5 separate regions of the Homo sapiens genome follow, and all the other regions are linked to region 1. Evidence: chromatin contacts called from ENCODE Hi-C or POLR2A ChIA-PET data. All regions are on one chromosome and are shown on one strand. Each heading gives the region's core, a stretch centred on a gene start or an enhancer-like site at or near the end of the contact. The rest is flanking DNA. Distances are from core to core; before and after follow the strand shown. Region 1 holds the start of AIFM2 (AIF family member 2). Region 2 holds the start of SUPV3L1 (Suv3 like RNA helicase). Region 3 holds the start of HK1 (hexokinase 1). Region 4 overlaps TACR2 (tachykinin receptor 2). Region 5 holds the start of SGPL1 (sphingosine-1-phosphate lyase 1).

What was found. Hi-C counts contacts between places; a loop is a spot of excess contacts on that map. ChIA-PET counts read pairs that join two places held with the same protein, here RNA polymerase II (POLR2A). Pooled maps may share reads with other maps.
Region 2: a pooled map shows a loop between it and region 1 (4-fold over the local background). The contact joins the promoter of SUPV3L1 here to the promoter of AIFM2 in region 1. A Hi-C loop is called at or near these places in 1 of 168 maps with a recorded cell type or tissue (transverse colon) and 10 of 50 pooled maps. POLR2A ChIA-PET finds 5 or more read pairs at or near these places in 2 of 52 experiments (MCF 10A and activated CD8-positive, alpha-beta memory T cell).
Region 3: a pooled map shows a loop between it and region 1 (4-fold over the local background). The contact joins the promoter of HK1 here to the promoter of AIFM2 in region 1. A Hi-C loop is called at or near these places in 2 of 168 maps with a recorded cell type or tissue (both naive thymus-derived CD4-positive, alpha-beta T cell), 3 of 37 single-sample maps with no recorded cell type and 8 of 50 pooled maps. POLR2A ChIA-PET finds 5 or more read pairs at or near these places in 1 of 52 experiments (activated CD4-positive, alpha-beta T cell).
Region 4: a pooled map shows a loop between it and region 1 (4-fold over the local background). The contact joins the enhancer-like site here to the promoter of AIFM2 in region 1. A Hi-C loop is called at or near these places in 1 of 168 maps with a recorded cell type or tissue (B cell) and 5 of 50 pooled maps. POLR2A ChIA-PET finds 5 or more read pairs at or near these places in 1 of 52 experiments (CD4-positive, alpha-beta T cell).
Region 5: a pooled map shows a loop between it and region 1 (3-fold over the local background). The contact joins the promoter of SGPL1 here to the promoter of AIFM2 in region 1. A Hi-C loop is called at or near these places in 2 of 168 maps with a recorded cell type or tissue (B cell and CD4-positive, alpha-beta T cell) and 6 of 50 pooled maps. POLR2A ChIA-PET finds 5 or more read pairs at or near these places in 1 of 52 experiments (BJ).

Annotation. Positions count from the first base shown.
Region 1 is chr10:70,131,486-70,134,074 of GRCh38, forward strand. It overlaps AIFM2 (AIF family member 2), which reads right to left and starts at 1,340. Exons shown (of 9, transcript NM_032797.6): 1 at 1,249-1,340. RefSeq lists an enhancer at 1,131-1,631 and silencers at 1,153-1,362, 1,195-1,514.
Region 2 is chr10:69,178,917-69,181,505 of GRCh38, forward strand. It overlaps SUPV3L1 (Suv3 like RNA helicase), which reads left to right and starts at 1,318. Exons shown (of 15, transcript NM_003171.5): 1 at 1,318-1,646. The coding sequence starts at 1,376. RefSeq lists an enhancer at 1,033-1,402.
Region 3 is chr10:69,317,566-69,320,154 of GRCh38, forward strand. HK1 (hexokinase 1) reads left to right here and starts at 1,282. Exons shown (of 18, transcript NM_000188.3): 1 at 1,282-1,445. The coding sequence starts at 1,383. RefSeq lists enhancers at 296-525, 1,816-1,865 and a silencer at 836-1,515.
Region 4 is chr10:69,407,701-69,410,289 of GRCh38, forward strand. TACR2 (tachykinin receptor 2) reads right to left here. Exons shown (of 5, transcript NM_001057.3): 3 at 1,222-1,375. Among named protein-coding and RNA genes, the nearest start is that of TACR2, 7.9 kb to the right of the region's middle. RefSeq lists silencers at 934-1,213, 1,504-1,603. Within about 2 kb of position 1,276, at least 31 of the 41 ENCODE cell types and tissues checked have a DNase peak (open chromatin) inside an H3K27ac peak, as active enhancers do; they include B cell, where a contact is called at or near this core.
Region 5 is chr10:70,814,640-70,817,228 of GRCh38, forward strand. SGPL1 (sphingosine-1-phosphate lyase 1) reads left to right here and starts at 1,309. Exons shown (of 15, transcript NM_003901.4): 1 at 1,309-1,487; 2 at 2,172-2,241. The coding sequence starts at 2,215. RefSeq lists silencers at 1,105-1,424, 1,445-1,534, 1,615-1,724.

The DNA.
Region 1 (2,589 bases), core at 90-2,589:
CTCCTTTTATCCCCAGGGGAGGGCAGCTCTGGGGCAGACAGGTTCATCTGGATGTCATATTCACTCCCGCACAGAAAACCTAGGCCAAGCAATTTGTCCATCCTCCTCAGAGCCAGTTTTGTGGTCCCCATGGTCTGCCCACCACCTGTACCTGGACGCTGGCTTCATTTGGCCACCAGACAAAAGTCAGGCTGGCCCTGGAGTCCACCGGCCTGCCCAGCCCATCACTTCTGGGCTAGGTAGTGCTAAGCCTGCCCAGCCCACCCTGGCTGGGGCTCAGTGCCCTCTTCTTGGTGACACACTGTGCTCCTTGGAGAACTCCTCTCTAGGTGCTGGGGTGAGGGCAGGTGTGATCTGAGATCCCGGGGCTCTCTGGCAGGTGCATGCACGCACACTGGAACCTGATACAGGCTTTTGAACACAGGTGCACAGTCCAGAAACCTGCAAGTCCCATCCCAAACTATATCTGACTCTCTGCCCTATGCCTGTCCTCCTACAGGATCATCAGCCCCCAAGAGACCTCACCACTCCCCATCCTCACCTTAAATTCCAGGGTCAAAAAGACTCTCCTTGTAGGGAAAGGTAGGGTGTGTTGATCAGGTGGTGTTGGAAGGAGAGCCCCAATATAGGCCACTAATTCAGTTCCAGGTGGACTGCACGCGTCCCATCAGAGTTAGTTTACTCACCGCTGGTCTTTGTCCCTGCAGCACCCAGGGCTTCGGGAAGGGAGAAGCAGACTTCCTAGTGCTGCACCCCCCAGCTCCCCCGAGCCTATGGGCACTGGGTTGACTCCAGTTTCTTTCCTCTTAGAGACTGAGGTTTCTCCCTTTCCTCTCACACCTGCTTCTGTCCGGACCGGCCGCTTCTACCCAGCGGACCCTCGGACGGTCCTCGCAAGATCCGGGTTACACCCGCCCCGTGTTCCCTCTTCCCCGGTTCGCCCTTCCCGGCCTAAGCCCATCTTCCTTAGGAAAACTTAGCAGGGATTTAGGGGCCAAACCAGGAGGGTGGAGTTTTCTTTGCCCTCGGCCAGGAGCACATCTCCCTGTTGCGTTTTTTGGGGGAGACAGAGAGGGGCGGGCCTGAGTCGAGTATCCCTCTCCTCGCAGCGCCACAACTGCGCGCACCGACCTCCCCACGCCAGACGCGGCGTGAGCCAGGCCTCTAATCCGCTCGCCCCTCTTCCGGGTCCCGGTCCCGCCCGGGGCGCCCGGGGTCTCGAGAGCCCGCCTGGCGGCGCGATCTCACCTGTCGGCCGCGCCCGCGCGCTCTCGCTCCGGCTCCCGCTCCCGCTCCCGCTCCCGCTTGGTCGTCTTCCCGAGTTACTGACCCGAGGCGCTCCCGGGCGGGGCGTGACTCAGCACTCGTGCTGGTCCCCGACCCCGCGGCAACGCCCCGGCCAGGCCCCGGAAACGGTCCTGGCACGCTGGGGCTGGTCTCCGAACGGCCCGCCGGACTAACCTTGACCCTGAGCGAACGGCCTTGAACTTTGAAACAAATGCTCCCATGGCCAGATGTCGCCTCTCCGGCTCCTGCCAGCACCCGCGCCCCAGTCCTGCCGAGCCATTCAGACTTGGTTTAAAGTGTCCTTTCAGCATACTTTAAAGCAAAAAAGAGAGAGAGAGAGAGAGAGAGAGAGAGAGAGAGAGAGAGAGAGAGAGAGAGAGAGAGAAGGAAGGAAGGAAAACAAGCATCCCCCTGTTCCTCTGATTTTCTCGAGGACACCTTTAAAGCCACTGGAACCTTGGAGAGTGGGGTTCCCCTCACACGTTGGGCGCACTGCCAACATCCTTCCTTCAGACATACACATAATAATTCCGCAAACCCTGTTGAGCTCCTACATTTGCCAGGCACTGTGCTAGGCGTTGGAGGGATAACTTGGAGAGAAAACTGACAAGGTTCCTGCTTTCACGGAGGCGACAGTCTGGGAAAAGACAGATATTAAACACACCACCAAAAAATACATGTATAGAGAAAACAAAAACCATGTATCACCAACTGCAGTAAGAAAGATTGGGCATGGCCAGGCACGGTGGCTCATGCCTACAGTCCCAGCACTTAGGGAGGCCAAGGCGGGAGGATCGTTTGAGCCCAGGAGTTGGAGACCAGCCTGGGCAACATAGCGAGACCTACAAAAATTAGCCGGGCTTGTTGGTGCACACCTGTAGTCCCAGCTTCTCGGGAAGCTGAGGTGGGAGGATTGCTTGAGCCCAGGAGTTTGAGGCTACAGTGAACCATGATCATTCCACTGCACTCCAGCCTAGGTGACTGTGAGATTCTGTCTCAAAAAAAAAATAATAATAATAATAATAATAAATGAAATGAAATGAAAAAATAAAAAAGAAAGACTGAGGGCAAAGGAAGGGTGCAAATACTTCTCTCCAAGGATGAGAAAGAGGTAGATTTAGGTAAAGAGGAAGGAAGTGTGGTCTGGATGTGCAAAGACCCACAGGCAGGACAATGACCTGGAAGGCAGTGTATTGCCAGCTCAAATCAGACCAAGCTAACTCAGCGAAAGATAAGCCATCTCCATCTACTTACTGCAAATATTAGCACCTACTTTAAGAGTTGTGGATAAGGGCCAGGCAC
Region 2 (2,589 bases), core at 68-2,567, 950 kb before region 1:
AGAAATCTCCTTACCACTCTCAAATTGCTCCTTTCTTTGAACTGCCATTAGTCTATTAGAGTAATAAGTGCATTATTTAACGTGTACTGTTCTTACCACCAAAACCAGATCAGAACCTTTGAAAGCAAAGGACTGTCTCCTTGTATCCCTGATGTTTAAAAATTATTTTGTGAATCAAAGGCACGTGGCAAATTGTTACTGGAATCCTATTAGACATACAGTATTGTATATTACATAACACGTTCCTTCAAGTTGTAAGATCTTAATGATGTAAGTATAAAGAGATGTGGATGGAGATGCTAAACTTGTGAATTTTTTTTTTTTTTAGACGGAGTCTCACTCTGTTGCCCAGGCTGGAGAGCAGTGGCCCGATCTCGGCTCACTGCAACCTCTGGCACCCAGGTTCAAACGATTCTCCTGCCTCCGCCTCCCTAGTAATTGGGATTACAGGTGTGCACCACCACGCCCGGCTGATTCTTGTATTTTTAGTAGAGAGGGGATTTCACCATGTTTGCCAGGCTGGTCTCGAACTCCTGACCTCAGATGATCCACCGGCCTCGCCCTCCCTAAGTGCTGCGATTACAGGCGTGAACCACCACGCCCGGGTTAAACTTGTGAATTTAACATGTTGCAGCCTCACATGAGAACACGGTATTCAACAAATGCAATGGAACGAAACTATGGCTGGGGTACAGAGCACGTATTTTTGCCATGTGGTCACAACTATGTGGTCATAGCTGCTAGGATGATGTACGCAAACTGCTCACATTAAAGCAAAAGTACTTACGTAATACAAGGGGTTTAATAGTGCAACAATATTTCTTAGCAACATTTCTGAGGGGCATATCAAGTTATTATCGCTAACGTTATCATATCAGGAAATGACGGTTAACAATGCAAGAAACTTTTGGGAAATGCTATTTAGTGTTTGAGTCCGCAAGACATACTCGTACCCTGAGCATTCGCAGTTGCTGCTCCACCACCCATTCTCTCACTGCTCACCCACGTGCTTCTGGACACTTGCTTACCAAAGTACTAGTTTGCATCACGTGACACGACTAGCAGGCCCCCTCCGCTCATGTATGACATCCCAAAGATGCCTGATTATTTTCCCTTCTTTAGGGAAAGGTGGTCCCAATCACCAACAAAACAGAGAAAGAGAACGAGAATTATCTCTAGTGGTTTTGCCTGCTAATCTTCTTTTTCCCTGAAAGAACACCCTCACGGCACGGCGTTTTCCTTAACGGTCAGGCGTTTTCCCGGGCAGCTTACCTGCTCGGCCTGGGTCTTTCTGGACAGCAGGCGCTGGAGGTGCGCGTCACTGTCCGCCGCCGTGTCCGCGGCTGCGCCAGACAGTGTAGAACCTGCGGCCTCGATGTCCTTCTCCCGTGCCCTATTGTGGGCTCGGCTCCCGGCGGGGCGCCAGGCTGGCCACCGGGCAGCCATCTGCTCTGCCCTTCGTCCCCACTTTGGGCCCTTTCCCGGGGTTCTGGGGCAAGTTTCTGTCCTTGCCACCGCCTCCTCCTCTGCCTCCGGTGGCTCCAAAATACCAAACACGTCCTTGTTCGTGCCCCTGACTGTGAAACCTCAGGGCCCCAGCGCCGACGGCGACGTCGGGGCCGAGCTAACCCGGCCTCTGGACAAGAGTGAGTGCGGGAACTACTGAGGGCGGCAGAGGGTGGTGTCTGCTGGGCCGAGGCTGGTTGGGAGGAAGCTACATCCCCTTCCCCTGGGGATCCGAGGTCCCATCGAGTGTTGTCATCGTGCCTCTCAGTGTCTGCCTCCTTCGCTGGTGTGTGAGCCCCTCAAACGGCTTAGGACTGTATCTGATTAATTCTTAACGCCTCGTCCCAGAAGCGGCCTTTTCCCTTTTACTGCCCTGCTCTCTGAATGGTTTAGACACTCATGTGTTGGGAAGATTTGACTTTTTTGAGTTGTTAGGTGGACGCCCGCTCTTTCTTGCATTCTTTGTTTCTCTCCCACCCCCGAATGGGATGTGGCAGTGAAAAGCCAGCGGAGACTCCTTTTAGGATTCTTTATCATTGAGGAGGCGCCGACTCATACCACGCTGTTAGGCTGTGTGGTGGTTGCCAAGAGGAACCAGACTCAGATCCAGATCCCCTCTTAAGAAACGTAACGGTATCGTGGGGGAGGACACGTGTATGGAAAGTGAACTGTAATACAAGGTAGAACATGACAAGGTCTAGAACAAGGTAGGGTGTCCCCGGCTCCAGAGAGAAAAGAAGAGGTAGCATCAGTTAGTGGCAGCGGGCTTTGCTCAGCAAAACTTAAGTTTGGATGGATTCGTTGACAGAGAGGCATGTGAATGTTTTCAAGGTGAGTTTCGGGATGATTAGGGAGGTAAGGGAGTTTCCTCTGACCATATGAAACTGGGAGATTGAGGAAATGCTATCCAGAATTGTCTCCAGGAATAGGAGGAGAAATGTCTCACTTCAACAAGCGACATTGGTGCCTCCTATTGTAAATCTAAAATATAGACTACAATATGTTTTTCAGAGCAGAAGTACAGTACTTTCACTAAACATGTGATGGAACTCACAGTATATGTTATTCTTTGACATATTCTTC
Region 3 (2,589 bases), core at 32-2,531, 810 kb before region 1:
CAGGGCACCATATGGTGCAGACTTGGTTGCAGGAAAGTGACCTATTTAGGCAGAGGGGCTCTATACAACTGGGACCACAGCAAACCCTAGAGGTGAGCACCTGCTTCAAAGACTCACAGATCCAAGCTGTGATCCTAGATCTACAACTTCCTGGCTGTATAAAGTCCAGCAAGACTGAGGCCTCACTGAGCTTCAATTTCCTTACCTGTCTAACCAGAATAGCAACAACTTGTTTGTATATTTGAGCTCATTACATGTCATTTTGTAAGGCACTAAAGCTCCTGGAGGCTTCCGGAACACAGAAATAATTAATCTAAGAATCCTAAAGTGGCTGTCCTGGTAGCACCTCTAGGGAGTCCTCCCATCCTACGTAACTTCCTCTGGGAAAGTAGAAAACACGGCACCTGGGAAGGGGCGCTGAACCGTGCCCCAAGTCCCAGTGGGCCTGGATGCCCAAGAGCAAGAGGAGGCCCAGAGGATGGGGACAGGCCACGACCTGTGGCCCAAGTCCCGCCCAGAGGGAGTGCGCCCTGAGGGAGAGCCACCGGAGCTGGTGACTCGGGGGCGGGTGCTCTGGGGTGTCGCTTTGGGTTCAGCAATACAAATCTGCCAGCTGGAGATTAGGCGGGGCACGCCGGGGAGAGGTGATGCACTGCCGCTGAAGACCCAGGTAGGCCGGTGCGTTCGGCCTGGGTGAGGAAGGCGCGGGACCCGGGTGCGAGGACTGCGTAGCGTCCCCGGCTCCCGCTTCCGCCCGCTTTCCACGCCCACTTCTGCAAGTCCCCTCCGGCACCTCGGCGTCCACCGGACTCCTAGGGGCGAGCCCTCATTTCCGAGGAATGGGACCGCCTTCGTGCCCCCGGGGCTGCCAGTCCCTAGACTAGCCCTAGGGGCTTCTCGTCCCGGCGGAGCCGGGCGGTGCCTCCTGCCTGCGCCTCGCACCTCCCCGCCTGGCACGGCCCACCCGGGCACGGCGCCGCCACGCGTGAAGGCCCGCATCGGCTCCCTACGTGGGGGACGTGCAGGATGATGCGGGGTCGGGGGGGATTTCGCTGCGTCGCCCGCCCCCTTTCCGGCGCAGGAGGGAGCGGCCGCCGCGTCCCCGCTCCCCGGCCGGGACGCCACCGCCGGGCGTTGCAGAGGCGCGCCGCAACCAATGGGCGTGGAGGAGGTGGGTCGGCTGGCGGCTGTCACCCTCCAGGGGACGGGAGCGCGGAGACCGGGAGCGCGCGAGCTGTCGCCGCGCCCCGGGCCGAGGGGGAGGAGCCGGGGGAGGAGGAGGAGGAGGAGCCGCCGAGCAGCCGCCGGAGGACCACGGCTCGCCAGGGCTGCGGAGGACCGACCGTCCCCACGCCTGCCGCCCCGCGACCCCGACCGCCAGCATGATCGCCGCGCAGCTCCTGGCCTATTACTTCACGGAGCTGAAGGATGACCAGGTCAAAAAGGTGAGCCCCCGCCCGCGCCGCCGCTGGTCCTGGCCGCAGCCTTGCGTTCCGGCATCCGCTCGCCGCCTCCGCTGCCTCCATCCTCCGGCGCCCGGCCTTCTCCGGGCCAGCATCGAGTTGGACTGCAGGGCGCAAGGAAAGCCTTCGCCTTCGATTCTACCGGCATTGTCAGTGTCTCTGTGTGTGTGCGTTTTTGGGAGGGGGGCAATCGGGCGGAAGACCCCCGAGACCGGGCTGCCTGCTGCAGTGTCCTTGAAACGGGCCCTGGATGTCAGATAGGCCCCCGGGCTGTGCGGGGAGGTGGCCGGTGGGCCCTTCCGCAGGGCCTGTTCGGGAGGGTCCGAGCGCCGTGGGAGGAGGTGTGATCATGGAGATGCTGGGGAGGTGATCGAGCAGCAGGCGGGGGTGCTGGCTGGAGGCCAGGCCTCCCATATTTGGGGTTCCTGGCGGAGGGTGTCGGGTGCCCCGGAGAAGCTGTCGCCGGGCTCTCCCAGTTGTTTGAGCTGCTCGTTAATCTGAGGACGAGGTGACCCGCCCGGCTTCCCGGAACGGGGAGGGGCGGCGAGGCCACCGGAAACTTTGCTCATAGGCCTCGTGTCTGGAGCGGCACGTCTGAATGGAATTTTTTATTCCTCTTAAGCTGTAATTTCTAGCCAGCACAGGAGCTCAAATAAGCGACTGGTCATTTGAGTTGGGTGGACGCCTGTGGCATGCTTGTTCTAGCACTTGGACGCATGCATCCTCCTGTCCTGAGGTGTTGTTGCCTTTGACATCTTAGTGTAAAATACTGTCCGCTGGCAGGTCTTAAAGGTGTATTTGTCTCTTCTGCCAGCTGTGCTACCATATTTTAAAGAAACAGCCTAAGCTGTAGGGAAAGACGCCCGTTTTATCAGTGCCAGGTCTGGTACAGGCTCCAGGCCCACCCACCCTGAACGTGGTGACGTTATTGCTGGGGTTAGCTGGGATGGACTGGCAAAGTCATCTTGACTTTGGCGTTCAGACAGGTGGAGTTCTACAGGTGAAAGGCAGGAGTGACAGGCCTTGATTTTCTGCCCGGCAAGCCATAGGGTGTTCCATCCTCTTCCTGTGCATCTAAGATGACTCCCTCATCTGGCACCATAGGAAACAGGCCTACTGAGGGCAG
Region 4 (2,589 bases), core at 26-2,525, 720 kb before region 1:
CAGCCCTTCTCTCTGTGGGCTGTAAGGTTCCAACCAGGGACCCCTGCCTCTGCCCACGGGTCAGCTCCTGGACCTCCCCCTCCTCAGAGCCTGGCCCCTGCAGGCACACTCCTGCTCCGTTTGGCAGCCCAGCATGCCAATTACAAAAGGTCTGGGGGCTCCTGGGCACCCTGATCCTCACGTAGGATCTGGGTTGAGACCCCTAGTGTGGAGCAGATGGAGGCCAGTGCTCCATGAGGGGCACCAGATGGCGCCCATGTGCAGCTATCTCCCCGAACCACCCTGTGAAAGATGCCTACTTTTGGGTGAGAAGCATGGCTTTGACCTGGCTACATGATGTGGTTAACCCATTACCTCCCCTGTTGCCTGGTAGGAAGGGGGCAAGGACAAGCTTGGACTGAAGGAGGGTGAAGGGGGTCTTGGGCACAGAGGGCTACATCAGGACCTTCGGGGGACCCTGGATGGCAGGGAGTAGGGGGACACTGCCACTTCCGGAAGAAACTGGAGACAGATTTGATGAAGCTGGACAACTATCTGGTCTCCACGACCTCCGGGGTCCGCAGTTCCAGCCTTTGAGGGCTCTCCTGTGACTGTCAGGCACCTTCTATAGTTCTGTGGGGCTTCTCAATTTCAACATTCTGATTATTCAAAAAGTCTAAGATTTTAATATTTTATCATTCTAAGATTCTTGGGGGTATCTGAATTCTACGGGGCTTTAGGAGTCCCTGACTCCCCTAACATTCTGGGAAGTTAATTTTTTTTTGTCTTTTTTTTTTCTTCCTTTTTGTGGAGAACGGGGTCTCGCTATGTTGCCCAGGCAGGTCTCGAACTCCTGGGCTCAAGCTATCCTCCCGCCTCTGCCTCCCTGAGAGCTGGGATTACAGGCGTGAGCCGCCGCGCCCGGCAAGTTTCTTTAATTTTGTATTTGGCCAAAGACCAAAGGCAAATCCGCCCGGCTGGGAGGAACGCGGTCAGGCTCTGGCCCCAGACTTCGCGCGAAGGCAGCTTCCGCAAGCTTCTCCCGGGCGCCCTCTTGCGGACCGGCCTTGAGACCGTAAGGGCGGCTCCCCAGGGCGGGGTCAGGCCCCGTCCCGCCCCCGTCCCGCCCCCGTCCCACCCCCGTCCCACCCCGTCCGGCCCCGCCCCCATGAGGCCTCGCCCCCGCCAGCCCCCCGCCCCCTCCAGGCCCCGCCCCCTCCAGGCCCCCGCCCCCGCGCCCACCTTCTTCATGGCCTGCAGGTGGCGCAGGTTGGCACCGTGCGCCTGATGTCCGGGCACTGCGCGCCTCCAGAGCGTGAGGCCGATGACGCTGTAGGCTACAAACATCACCGCGAGCGGCAGGAAGTAGATGAGGGCGATCACCACGAGGTGGTACCTGCAGGGAGAGCCGAGGCCTGGGCAGCGGAGGGCCCGGGGGCGACTCCGAAGTCTGCCAGCGCCTGGTCCTGGGACCCCGCGGGCACTGTGGAGCCGCCCCTGCGGGCCCACCCTGGGCGCCTCCCAGGGACTTGGTTTGATTTAAACAAAAATAAAGGTGGCATTGGGTAGCCTGTGTGCCAGGAGACGGCTTCCCTGCAAAAGGGACGCCAGCAGTAGCCCTGCGTCCTTCCATATCACATCCTTCCACGTGATAGACACGTGTCAAAAAAAGGAAAAGTGAATGAAACAAATTAAGAAATAATTTGTTTGCAATTTAAAATGCCATTAAGCACAAAGGAGGCAGTAAAATTATCCCACTCCCACCACTATTAACATTAACTATTAATATCTGGCATATTTTTTCCAGAATCATATGTATGAATAGTAGTCACCCCTGATGGGAGTTTCACTTTCCCGGGTTTCAGTAACCCCTCCCAACTGCGGATCCAAAATAGGGGAGGAGAGTACAACAAGATATTTTGAGAGGGAGAGACCTCATTCACAGAAGTTTAATTACAGTATATTGTTATACTTGTTCTGTTTTATTACTAGTTACTGTTAATCTCTTACTGTGCCTAATTTATAAATTAAACTTTATCATAGGTATGTTGAGGAAAAAAACAGTATATATCTATATAGAGAGAATTCAGTGCTATCTGAAGTTTCAAGCATCCACCGGGTGTCTTGGAGTGTATCCTACAGTATAGCCATATATGTATACGTATACGTATATGTATATGTATATGTATATATATATATATACATATATACATATATATATATACATATATATATATATATATATATATATATATATATATATAATCTGTATCTGTCTGGATGGATAGAATGACTGGTGTTAATAAGGCTCCATCTGCACCAACATCGCTATGGAGGCATGGGACAGTGGAAAAGCGCCATATATCACATGCTGCTGTGTCATCTGCTTATGGTTTATCAGCATTTGGCTGGGAACCTCGTTTGTGTCAGCAAATGCTCTTTCATACCACCTTTGAGGAAGTGATGCAGAGTACCATTGCGTGGCTTCCTACCCCGTCCCCAGGGAGGACACTGGGTTGTGTTGAGGCTTTTCATTTCCTTTTGGAAACAGTGTAGGCCAGGCGTGGTGGCTCATGCCTGTAATCCCTAAACTTTGGGAGACCAGGATGG
Region 5 (2,589 bases), core at 59-2,558, 680 kb after region 1:
CTAAAGCAACTCTTGATGAGTAGGCATTGGCAGGAGGCCCCAGAACATTTTCTGACCCTCAAACACTGAGAATGCATGTCTGCTGGGGAATAGTAGTGAGGGGGCTAAGGGTATGGGGGTGTTCATGCCTGAGTCAGGGGCTCTGGATGGTAGAAATGTCTGGGAGTTCTGACGGAATGGGGGTGAGGAGGCCTAAAGATAACCTGTTCATAGTCTTTCAGGGCCTTAACCATTATGGCTGGGGAAGTGGGAAGTGCCGATGGGGTATGCAGAGGAGGGCAGCTGTGATAGTACATTTCATCCTGAAAGCACTACATGTGGATAATGACGGTAGTGATGATGCCCTAATTTTAGTGTCATGGCAACATTTTCCAAGGGGATGGAATTGGGTACCCTCATTAGTGTCATTTTTGTTTGAGAGATTTCAAGAGTCTATCTAGGTGTCATTTTAAAATCTATTGAAAAAAAATCTTGAATGCAGGTCACTGACCAGTTGGTTCCATGTAACTGCACTGCCTTCTGCTACCACTAAAGCAATGTTATGACAACCTGGACAAGTCATGGGAAACCTATGTGAGACTTAGTTTTTTCTTTTTCTTTTTGGAGTTGGGGGTCTCACTATGTTGCTCAGGCTGATCTAGAGCTCCTGGGCTCAGACAACCCTCCCGCCTCAGCATCCCCAAGTGCCGGGATTACCGATGTAAGCCACTACACCCAGCTGAGACTTAGTTTTTTCATCTGGAAATGAAGGCGACCTTTGTGATCCCAGTGGGCCCTTGCACTTGTGTATAAGGTGATTCCCAGCACTGCTCATGAAAGTAGTGATGGCAGAGTAGCCTCTGCTCTCCATTTTATTTTTGGGGTGGGGGGGGGCAGTGGTGGAGGGGAGGATGAGGATGATATTTCCATTAAATAAGTTTCCTTGTTGCTTTTCTTCAGGCACCACTGACCTCGATGGAAAAATGAAGTCCCTGGCCCAGGAAAGAGACCCAACTCTGTGGCTGTTTTGGATTAGTTTGTACAATGCCCTGCAGACCTACTCTCTCAGGAGGCTCCAAGTGACCAAATGTGACAAGAAAGTTTTTTGTCCAAGGCAGTTTGGAAGAGAAGTTGGTGACCGTCGGGATACCACAGCCGCCCCAGGACGGCCTGGTTGAGACATTCACTGGAGGGTCTGGGTGCAGCCCGCTGCCTGGCCGGTAGGCGGCGCGCACAGGCCGTGGGGCCCGGGTCTGGGCGTGCGCGCGGCTGGTAGCAGCGGGGCCGCGCACGCCAGGGTCCGGGAGCCGGGCCGGTGCCCCCGGAGCCATTTCCGGGAGGGGCGAGGCCGGCGGCTGCCGGGCCTCCAATCTCGGCGGCGGCGGCGGCAACAGGGGAGCCTGGGTCTCGCGGCCTGCGAGTCCGTCGCGTGCTGAGGGAGACGCAGGAGGTGGAGCCGGCCGGGTGCTCGAGGGAAGGAGACTGGAAGCTGGTTCCGGCGTGAGGAGGTGGAGGGGCCGCCGCGGGCTCCGGGGGGCGGTGAGGGTCGGGACGGAGGCGCCGCGGGGTGAGGAGAGGACAGGGGCCGGGTGGGCCGAGGGCGGGCAGAGGCGGCGGGGCGGCTGCGGCCGGGGCGGGGGCGGGGGCGGGCTGAAGGCGTGGGCACCAGCCGCTGAGGTCCAAGCAAGTGGACGGCGGGCGGGCGCGGGGCCGCGGTGGGGCGGGTCTGGAGCCCACGCCTGCCGCGGGGTAGGCATGGGCGGCCAGGATTTGCTGGTCCTCCGACGGGAGGGGTGACAACGAGAGCGAGGCCGTGCTGATTCTGAAGGGAGTGCGGAGGAGGCAGGACCCTGGTAGCCTCGGCACCTTCAGCCCGGGTTAGGTGGCCTGGGCTGGGCTCCCCACCCCGATCGCGCGCAGACGGGGCGTTTCCCCTAGTTTCCACCTGGGTGGAATGCTTTGTGGGAGTCTGGGTCTGGATTAGTTTCATCAGCTGTGGGAGGGAAACCTAGTTGCAGCAGGATTTTGATTCGCTGGTCTGGGGTGCTAGGGGTGGACTGTGATATCTGGGAATGAAATCTGAGCCTTCAAAGGAGGGAGAGAACCATAACTTGGCTGCTCTGGCGAATCTAGGCGGGCTGGCGAGACAGTTTAAAGCTCTAGAAGTAAACAAACCTGGTTCCCTTTTACAGAGTCTGAAAAAGGGGAGCGCGGAGAGGAGGCTGGAAGAGGAAGATGCCTAGCACAGACCTTCTGATGTTGGTGAGCCTTTTGCAGACATCCTCCTGGTTCCAAGGCATTTGTCTCCGTTTTTTTAGTCCAAAGGATCCCAGTGTGTAGATTTCACCTCTGATGCTTGCTTTTGGTAGCTGAGCGTTTTGCCACCTTTTATTTTGTTTTGTTTTGTTTTGTTTTTTTGGAGACGGAGTCTCACTCTGTTGCCCAGACTGGGGTGCAGTGGCATGATCTCGGCTCACCGCCACCTCTGCCTCCTGGGTTCAAGCGATTCTCCTGCCTCAGCCTCCTGAGTAGCTGGGATTACAGGCGCACGCCACCACGCCCGGCTAATTTTTGTATTTTTAGTAGAGACGGGGTTCTCCATGTTGGCCA